Regions from separate parts of the Homo sapiens genome. Here region 2 is linked to region 1. A link is an interaction called in ENCODE POLR2A ChIA-PET data of the cell type or tissue named here. Cell type or tissue: MCF 10A. All regions are shown on one strand.

Region 1 (5,000 bases):
GTGTGGCTGCCCCTCACACACCTCTCCTGCCTTTTCTCATCCACACTGTCCCTTGCTCCCTGAAACCCAGCCACATGGGCCCCCTTCCAGCAGATTCCCTGGTGCCATCTGCCACAGGACCTTGGCACATGTGGCCCTCTCTGCTTTTGCCACCCTCCCGCTTTCAGCTCAATCACATTTTCTTAGGGCATGCTTTTCTGGTCTCTCTGGCTGGTTCAGATCCTCCTGTAAGCCCTCATGGTACCATGCACCCCTCCTGTTGACTTCCTGCAGCTGCACTTTGTGTTGATGTCTGCGACTGTATGATTAGTGTCTGCCTTTTGCACTGGGAAGGCCAGTCATATGTTCCATGAGGACAGGCAGTCTTTGTCCATTGCTGCAACTCAACTGCTTAGCATGGTGCCTCATAAATAAGAGAACATCAATCTGATAATACTATTTTATTTCATGGCTTGAGTAATTGGTTGGACCTAAATCCCTTGACAGCAGAGGTTTCTGCCTGAGGTCCATGGAGTATGTATATACCCTTCTACAAAATGTATACAAATATTTGTGCAGTTATGTTTTTCTGAGGGAAAGTGTGCACAGAGGGCTCTATGAACTGCTCCTCTTCCTGCCAAAAAGTTAACCATGGTGGTCCTATAATTATTTGGATTTTCAAAAGAATTACCTCTTACCGAAATGGATCTTAAATAACCAACATGTGTCAGGCACAGGAGCCGTTAAGGCCAAGTTCTGACTGATTGGACGGTAAAAGTGCAATGAGACACTCTCAGTGTATTGCTTACCTAGAGAGAAAGGAAAGACCCACCAAAGTGCCAGTTCCCCACGGTCCTTTTCCCACATGTGACAGAGCAGGACACCAAGGCAGGAGGAACCATGACAGCAGCTTGAGTTGGGAGGAACCCTGTTGCCAAGAGCCCAGTCTTAGACGGCAGCTAAGCAGGTTCATCATCTGCAGTTTTTTTTTCTCAAGAGGGCAAGGAAGGAAACCTCATTCTTCTTCACAACCTGGGATATGATGGGAATTAACCTTCTAACAGCCTCCCAGAAGAGACAGGCAGGGAAGGGGAGAGGGCCTTCCAGGGAGGGCCGTAAGTAGCTCTGCAGGCTCAGAGGAGCTGCGACTCAAGTCTCCTCTGCCTGCAGGACTTATGTGGACATGTGCAGGGTGTCCCAGGTGCGAGGGGGAGCAGCTTCTTTACAACAGGTTAACAACAGAGCGTGAATATTTCTAGGCAGAGTGAGAGAGGATCATGTTGGCCCATCCAGTCATTCAGTGTGCAGGCAGAATATTTCTCACTGCTGCTTCTCTCCTGGTTTCAACTGCCGGAAACTCTTCCTGCTTTTCATTCCTCTAATTGCTTACAGTCTCCAAAACCTCAAATGCTTATTTATGTTTTTGTCCCCTAATGGTTCTCACAACAGCAGCAGTGGACCAGAGCTGTCTAGTTGTAAGAATAAGAATTTTCTGGATCCAGAGCCAGAATTGTTAGGGAGGACTGTGGTGATGCATTCTGCATTTCTTTCTCTTTCTTTCTTTCTTTCTTTCTTTCTTTCTTTCTTTCTTTCTTTCTTTCTTTCTTTCTTTCTTTCTTTCTCTCTCTCTCTTTCCTTCCTTCCTTCCTTCCCTCTTCCTTCCTTCCTTCCTTCCTTCCTTCCTTCCTTCCTTCCTTCCTTCCTTCCTTCCTTTCTTTTCTTTTTTTGAGGTGGAGTCTCACTCTGTCTCCCAGGCTGGAGTGCAGTGGCACGATCTTGGCTCACTGCAAGCTCCGCCTCCCAGGTTCAAGCAATTCTTCTGCCTCAGCCTCCCGAGTAGCTGGGATTACAGGCATCTGCTACCACGCCCGGTTAATTTTTGTATTTTTAGTAGAGATGGGGTTTTGTTATGTTGGCCAGGCTGATCTCGAATGCCTGACCTCGGGTGATCCACCCGCCTCAGCCTCCCAAAGTGCTGGGATTACAGGCATGAGCCACCTAGCTCAGCCACATTCCGCATTTCTAACAATTGCTTGAAAAGGCACTGTTTATGAGTGGAGAATTGTTTGTATTTAAGAGACAGCCTCAGGTAGTGGAAAGCCCAGTTTTGCTGCTGAGAATGTGTGGTGGTGATGATTCATGGATCCGTGGGTAAAAATGCTGTCTGCTCCCTGTCTCTGGTGAGCTGACTGTAACAAGGCCTCCAGTGAGGCTTGCGGAGACTCGCTTAAGCTCCCCGGAGGAGGTGAGGGAAAATCCCAGAAGATGCAAATTGAGTTCTCTTACAGTGAAAGGACATAGCCCCTGGTGATAAGCAGCCCACACTCTGGTTTTAATAAGCTTGAGGTTTGGTACTTCTTAGTAATGAGCAGAATTTAAAGGAAATGAAACCAACTCAGAAGTTTTAGCTCATTTGTTGTATAGCAGAAAGCACCAATTAGTGATTGGAATAGCGGTAGGTAATGTCTTGCAACGAAGTGACAAGGTAGAAAAAGGATTTGGGATTTCTCCAGCCTACTTTATGGCTGATAGAATTTTGGTCTCTCTCTCACAAAATAATGTGTAGGCCCTTATCTAATTAGGAAACAAGGTGATTGGCTGTCTAAGGCAATGTCATGCCTGAGTAGCATTGGTAAGATCCTCCTTAGTCCAGGAACTGTAGCATGTTTAAGGCCATTGTAATGTTAGCATCAACAACCCTGGAAGGGTTTTTTTTTTTTTAATTCACCCCAAGAGAATGTTTTCAGTGGAACTCAGCGACATCCTGAAGTTGAAATAAATGTCCATGTGTCTCCAAGCAAATGCCCCATGTCTCTTACATTTAACCATACAGAAGAAACAGTAAGCAGCATGAATCCTTTCATTTTCCTGGGTAATAGGTAAGTGGCAAAAAGAATTGGCTTTTGACATTGAAGGAGGCCCTAAAACTCTGACCTACTGAATGTGTTGCTGACAGCAGTGTAACTACATTGGGGTAGTGCCGGAGATGGGGCCAATCACCATGGAAAACCCTGAACCAACTAGCTGGGCATGGTGGTGAGCTCCTGTAATCCCAGCTACTCTGGAGGCTGAGGCAGGAGAATCGCTTGAACCCGGGAGGTGGAGGCTTCAGTAAGCCAAGATCGCGCCACTGCACTCTAGCCTGGGAGACAGAGCTAGACTCTGTTTCCAAAAAAGGAAATGCAGAATGCGTCACCACAGTCCTCCCTAACAATTCCAGCCCTGGATCCAGAAAATTTTTATTCTTACAACTAGACAGCTCTGGTCCACTGCTGCTGTTATGAGAACCATTAGGGGACAAAAAGAAATAAGCGTTTGAGGTTTTAGGGACTGTAAGCAATTAGAGGAATGAAAAGCAGGAAGAGTTTCCAACAGTTGAAACCCTGAAGCATTCCAGGGTTTTCTCTCCAGGAACCTCAAGGGCCACATGAAGGAACACTGGACTTTCTGTAGGATCACTGCTCCTTTGGCATCCACGGAGTCACAGTGAAGGACATTCCCAACAATGTTTTGGGTGGCTGATGGGAAGACAGTGGTCATGGAACCAAAGGATTTGGAAAAACTTACAAACGAAGACACAAACTGGAAACGTAATCCTTGAGTTCTTAAAGGCTTTCTCAGACATGACCTTGATTTGTACTTTTTTGCCTCTGAAATGGGAGTATAATTCTGCTCTTTCAAAGGTACCATAAGGGCTGATGAATTAAACAACATAAATTATTTTTGCAAATATAAAACTCTAATACAAATAAAGAAATCATAGTACATATAGACCCTTCATAGCCTATAAAAAGAATTAATGTGGATGCAGAAAGCTATTCTATTTAAATGGTTAAAAAATGAGTAGCAGTTCCTTTCTGTTTGGATTTTAATTGAAGCCTAGGGATTTATGTGAGGAAACACCTGACTGAGCATGGACAAGGACAATTATTTGGAGAGAAAAATATGGTTTTGAAATTCACACCCAGTGCCAGGGCTCTGAAGGTGCATGCCAGGTTTCAGGGAACATTGTCTGGTCTCAGGGGAGTACACATGCAGAAATTTACTTTGCTTCTAATTTATATAGTATGAGACAAAACTAAAACATGGGTGACCGTTTCCCTGAGATCTCAGGAATGTTATAAGGGATGTTGTTAATAGAAGGAAACAAATGGAAAAAATTCCTCTGCTCCCATTTAAAAATGTCACCACACTGAAGAGGAAACCCGTAATAGTGCTTATCTCTCAATACAGTTTTGCATCTGAGCTTGGCCAAAGATGTCTCCACGTTTCTCCCTGTTTTGCTTAAGCATCCCAATTCCAATGCCTAATAAACCGATAGCATCCTAGTATTGTTAGACACACCCAGAGTGAAACCTAATAACTGAAAGCCCATATCAAATCAGAGAGCTGCCCTCACGGGTGAGAGAGACAGGGAGAAGGACAGGCTTTGGGGCTGCCCAGGGATGAGCTAGGAGAGCCGAGGTCAGACTCCCGTCATGATTTGGCTCAAGGGTTTTGCATTCCAGTTTCAATTCAGGTTCCAGCACGTATAGTGACTCATAAACAGGGCACAAACGAGCATGGATGTTGTGATTAACCAAGAAAAAGGAATGGAACAAAGCAGACAGCAAAGTGGGTGGGAAACGTTCCCGGGGTTGCTGCGGAGTCAGAAGCAGGGAGTGACTGCAGGTCAGACTGCATCAGGCTGGGGACGTGTATTTCCGAAGGGGAATGGTGAGGGGGACAGAGGTGGTCGGGAGATGCCAGAACACATCCGTCTCATCTTGATGGCAATCTCACTGCAGTATTTTGGTCAAAAGGAGGGAAAAACACAGACTGGATGAGCTGGGTGAGCACAGAGAGAAGTGGGCACCCTGGCTGTGTCCCAGAATTTCCATACGGGGGAACCATGGGCCAGATGAGCAGTGGGACCACCACCGCTCATGAGGGACAACAAGCAGCCCTGGGCAGTATTGGGCCTATTCAGGCACGGGGGGAGTGAGGGTAGGGCAGGGAATGGGGATCTGCCACTTGCCTTT
Region 2 (5,000 bases), 120 kb before region 1:
GATGGTGAGGGGAGGACAGATGTGGCTATAAAATGGCATCATGAGAGATCTTTGTGCTGATGGGAACACTCTTTACCTTGACAGTATCAGTGTCATTGTCCTGCTTGGGATATTATACTATGGTTTTACAAGATCTTCCCACTGGGGGAAACTGGGTAAAGGGTACAGAGGATCCCTCTGTATTATTTCTTGAAATTGCATATTAGTTAACAATTACCTCAAAAGTTTAGTTTTGAAAATCATAATGTATGTCCCTTTCATTTTACTGAAATAAATATTCAGAGCACTTAATAACACATTTTACAGTCCAGCTCATCTCTATGGTATGGTCACCCATGATAATATGAAAAGAACCTTTGAAAGTTGTATTTTCAGAAGCAAAAATACCAACAATACTAGGTTATTTGCCTAGTCTCACTTGGATTTTAATGAGCTTGAAAAATGCACCTGTTGTATTAGATGTAATTTTTCCTTCTTTTTTTTTCCAGCCTTTTTCTCATTGTTCTCGTCATATCAGACATTATGGCTTTGGTAAGGCATTACTGGGTAGTCCATATAAATTAGATTAAGAGTCCTGGGTTAATTTAATAAAGAGAAATATGAATGCATTTTGGTACGTGAAATCTTTAGATGTTGAGTTGTAAGTGCTGGCATAATTTACACAATAAATTATGTTCTTTTATATTAGTTATGCAGGATGTGTGCTCTTCTTCAGGTGTCAAAAGTCTTACTACTTGAATTTGTCATACCTCGTCTTCCATGTTGCTTTGTATCTGAAATGAACCTTCCAAAGAAAATTAGCAGAAAAAGCTAACTTTAAATTTAGATAATACATCATTTTTCTACTGAAATGTTGATTTTTAACCCTTCTCTCAGATTAAAAATGAAAGGAAAAGAGGGAGGGAAGGAAGGAAGGAAACAGGAAATACAGCTTTTCTGTTGGGAAGATGTTAATCAAGACGTAGCTGCAATAAATGAGTTCTGATGTATGTAGGTAGGCCTCTCTCATTAACAAAAAGAGGAACCTATTTTATGTCTACAACTTTGGGGAGTTCCCAAGACCACCCTCAGCTTTAGTAATTCACTAGAATTCACTGAAATCACTGAATGCTGTTATATTCAGTTACAGTTTATTCCAGTGCATAGGGCAGAGTCCAGGACACCAAATGCCAAGCTTCTGTTTCTCCCTGTGGAATCAGGACAGCATTACCCTCCCACTATTGATGTGTGACAGTACACATGGAGTATTGCCAACCAGGCTTACCTAAGCTTTGTTGTCCAGACTTTTTAGTGGGGCTTGATCACATACTGCCTACCTGGCTGACCTTTAATCCCTTCTGGGGATACAGCTGGTAATATGGCCCAAAGCCCTCATCATATATCACATTATTAGACTGTCCAGTGGCCAAGCCCTCAGGCAGAACCTTCTATGAGGCATGACATTCCATGACATTCCAAGGGCCCAGAAATTGCCTCCCAGTAGCTGAGAATGAACACCAGCGGTCTTTTTGGGTAAGGTTAATTTGTCACCATATAACATCCCATGCCAGAAGTAACTAGGAATACTAATAAGGGTAGCTTCCCAAATCAGATTCCTAGTCACTCGGTTTAGATGAGAGTACTTTTGTGTGGTGGTGAACCATTATTCATTGTATTTCTGAAACTGACCACACATAATGTGAGAGCAAATCAGCTTTCAGTTTTGTGCAAAGTGACAAACAGACATATTAATAGAAGAGGATTGAAATTCTGATTAATTTTGTATAAAAAAGATTGCATAAATTGACTTGAACAGCCATTTGTGATATAACTTCTGCTCATTTGATTGACATCTTCTCTTACCTCTCCATCCTTGTTTTCTCTACACCATCCTCCCTTTGACACTACCAAGCTCTCTCTGGACTCTTGATGTATATATAGGCTATTCCCTCTGCCAGAAACTTCTTTCTATCCAAACCTCCTTTCATCTGACTCCTACTTTTTACTTAGATTTCACCTTGCAATGGGAAGCCTTCCCTTCCATTCTAATCAGGGTATGAACCCCTTCCTCTGTTTCTATAATTGCCTATATTTTCCAATGATAACACTCCCTCCATCCCCCCCTTACACACACACACACACACACACACACACACACACCCCTGATAATTTGATGGAATTATTTACTACAGCCTATGCCTTGTGAGGAGGAGTTTATCTCCAGCACCTAAGACAGTGATCGGCACACAGTAGGTAGTCAGTACAGTAAATATTTGTTGGTAGATGGATGACGTGGCTTCTTTCCACTGACATCTTTAGTATTATCTAGTTTTTTTTATTGATGTTGGCTTGTTCTTCTTTATTTCTAATTATTCAGAAATGTCACTTTTGTGTTCATTTGATTGATAATTCTATTTCTGGATTTTAGACTACTGCTAATTCTAATCCAAGCAAAAGTTTCAGTAAATGACATATTCTTGTTGATTACAGTCAGATAGTGATTCTTAGAGTCAGAAATCTGAAACATACAGTCCTAAAATAGCTTTGTTTTTAGACTGAATCTAAATAGCTTTGTTTTTCATTAAGCCTTTTTTTTTTTTTACAGCATTTTTTCTTCTTGGTCAAGGATTATGGCAGCTGGCTTGATATTGGGACAAGGTATAGTATATATGGTCATGCATTGCTTAACAACAGGGATAAGTTCTGAGAAATATATTGTTAGGCAATTTCTTCACTGTGCAAACATCACAGAGTATATTCACACAAACCTAGATGGTGTAGCCTACAACACACCTAGGATATGGTACAGCCTATTGCTCCTAGACTATAAACCTGTACAGCATGTTATCATACTGAATACTGTAGGCAATTGTAACCCAATGGTAAGTATTTATGTATCTACACATAGAAAAGGTATAGTAAAAAATTCAGTGTAAAAGATTTTTTAACTGGTATACCTATCTAGGACACTTACCATGAATGGAGCTTGCAGGACTGGAAGTTGTTCTGGGTGAGTCAGTGAGTTATTACAGTAACCTTTTTTACTTTATAAGGTTCTTAACTTTTTGACTTTATAATAACACTTAGCTTAAACACACAAACACATTATATAGCTATACAAAAACCTTTTCTTTCTTTATATCCCTATTCTCTAAGCTCTTTTCTATTTTAAAATTAATATTTTAATTTAATATTTTAAAATCACTTTTTTTTACTTTTTAAACTTTTTTGATAAAAACTAAGATACACACACACACACATTCACCTAGGCCTACAGAGGGTCAGGATTTTTATTTCCACATCTTGTCCCACTGGAAGGTGTTCACAGGCAATAACATGCATGGAGCTGTCATCTATGACAACAGTGCTTTCTAGAATACCTCCTGAAGGACCTGCCTGAGGATATTTTACAGTTAAATTTATATATATATATATATATATATATATATATATATATATATATATATGGAAAAGGAGTACAGTCTAAAAAACGATGAAAAATATGGTATAGTAAATGTAGATACTGGTAACAGTTGTTTATTGTCATTATCAGATATTATGTACTGTACATAATTGTGTGTGCCAGACTTTTATAGGACTGGCAGTGCAGTAGGTTTGTTCACACCAGCATCACCACAAACAAGCGAGAGTAATGCTTTGTGCTGCAAAGACACTGCGCTATCACTAGGTCTGTTATCATCTTATGGGACCACCATGTATATGCAGTCCATTGTTGACTAAAACATCATTATGTGGTGCATGACTACACTCACGCAGAAGTTCTTAATAGTGCAGTAAAAAAAAATTAAAACTTAGTATCTTAGTATAGAAGGTGCCCATATGATTTTGAGGTAAGCGCAGCAATTAGCAATTATTTTAAGCCCCTGGAAATGAGACATCTTTCCAATTCTTGGCATTAGCACATTAGCAAATGTTTACATGGAATGCTGTGGGGAGGATGATAGATGTTAAGTCTAGAGAGAACTAAAGGGCAGCAGAAGATGCAAGATAAACTGCTTGAATCCGCGGTTTCAAAGTTGATCATTCCAGAGTCCTAGTGTGTTTTCTTAATCTCTCATCTCTGTTTAGAAAAATGAGGTTGTTCCGGTTGCAGTATGAATTTTATATGGTGGTTTAAATTTCATGTGATCATTATCTGCCTCTTAGAATCTTTAATATGGTAACCTTTTAACATGTGATAACTATTTAAAGTGTAATTTGAGGTCAGGAACAGTGGCCCACGCCTGTAATCCTAGCACTTTGGGAGGCCGAGGTGGGAGGACTGCTTGAGCCCAGGAGTTTGAGACCAGCCTGGGAAACATAGTGAGACCCTGTTTCTACAAAAAGCAAAAAAAAAATTACCCGAGTGCAGTGGCCCATGCCTGTAGTCTCAGCTACTCAGGAGGCTAAGGCAGAAAAAGTGCTTGAGCCTGGGAGGTCAAAAGAGTTTAGTGAGCCATGACTGGGCCACTGCACTCCAGCCTGGGCCACAGAGTGATATCCCATATCAAAAAAAAATTAATTAATTAGTTAATTAAAAATAAAGTATAATCTGAACAAAAAGTCAGGTTCCTTTTTATTGTGATTTAAATTTCAATGATTGCCATAACCTGTTAAATTTCTTTTCTTTGAGAAGAAGAAAGCAAAATTGACCCTTTTGCCTTTTCTTCTCCAAATGCATTCTGAGACAGAATACATTTTTGTATACTGATTTTATTTCATTTAGTCAATATTCATTCATCACTTTGTGTTGCCAGGAATTGTATGGGTTTGCAGGAGACACCATGTGTTAAACATCCTCTTCCCTCTGTTGATACCTCTTAGGCAACTCCTGGCATGTACTGCCTGGTTATTTATGTACATATCTGCCTCTCCCAATAGACTGTGGATGCTCTCAGATCCAGGATTGGATTTGAATCTCTTACATGCCATACGTGCTTGGTACGTAAAAGGTACTCCATAGAAAATTGATTTGGTTTTCATTTGTCTCTTATACTTGAAAGTTTAGGGAAAGTTTAGAT

Evidence for each region. ChIA-PET counts read pairs that join two places held together with the same protein. Peaks named below come from ENCODE experiments on the same cell type or tissue, not always from the same donor. Only the 100,000 strongest peaks of a DNase experiment are listed, where the experiment ranks them.
Region 2: POLR2A ChIA-PET joins it to region 1 with 5 read pairs; 2 of 35 experiments call an interaction of 5 or more read pairs at or near these places.

The regions. Positions count from the first base shown.
Region 1 is chr18:61,949,641-61,954,640 of GRCh38, reverse strand. No RefSeq gene overlaps it. Among named protein-coding and RNA genes, the nearest start is that of RNF152, 59 kb to the right of the region's middle. In MCF 10A, no CTCF peak of the experiment used is centred here; DNase peaks (open chromatin) are centred at 2,160 and 4,490.
Region 2 is chr18:62,070,310-62,075,309 of GRCh38, reverse strand. It overlaps PIGN (phosphatidylinositol glycan anchor biosynthesis class N), which reads left to right. Exons shown (of 31, transcript NM_176787.5): 29 at 489-531; 30 at 2,585-2,637. Among named protein-coding and RNA genes, the nearest start is that of PIGN, 110 kb to the left of the region's middle. In MCF 10A, no CTCF peak of the experiment used is centred here; no DNase peak of the experiment used is centred here.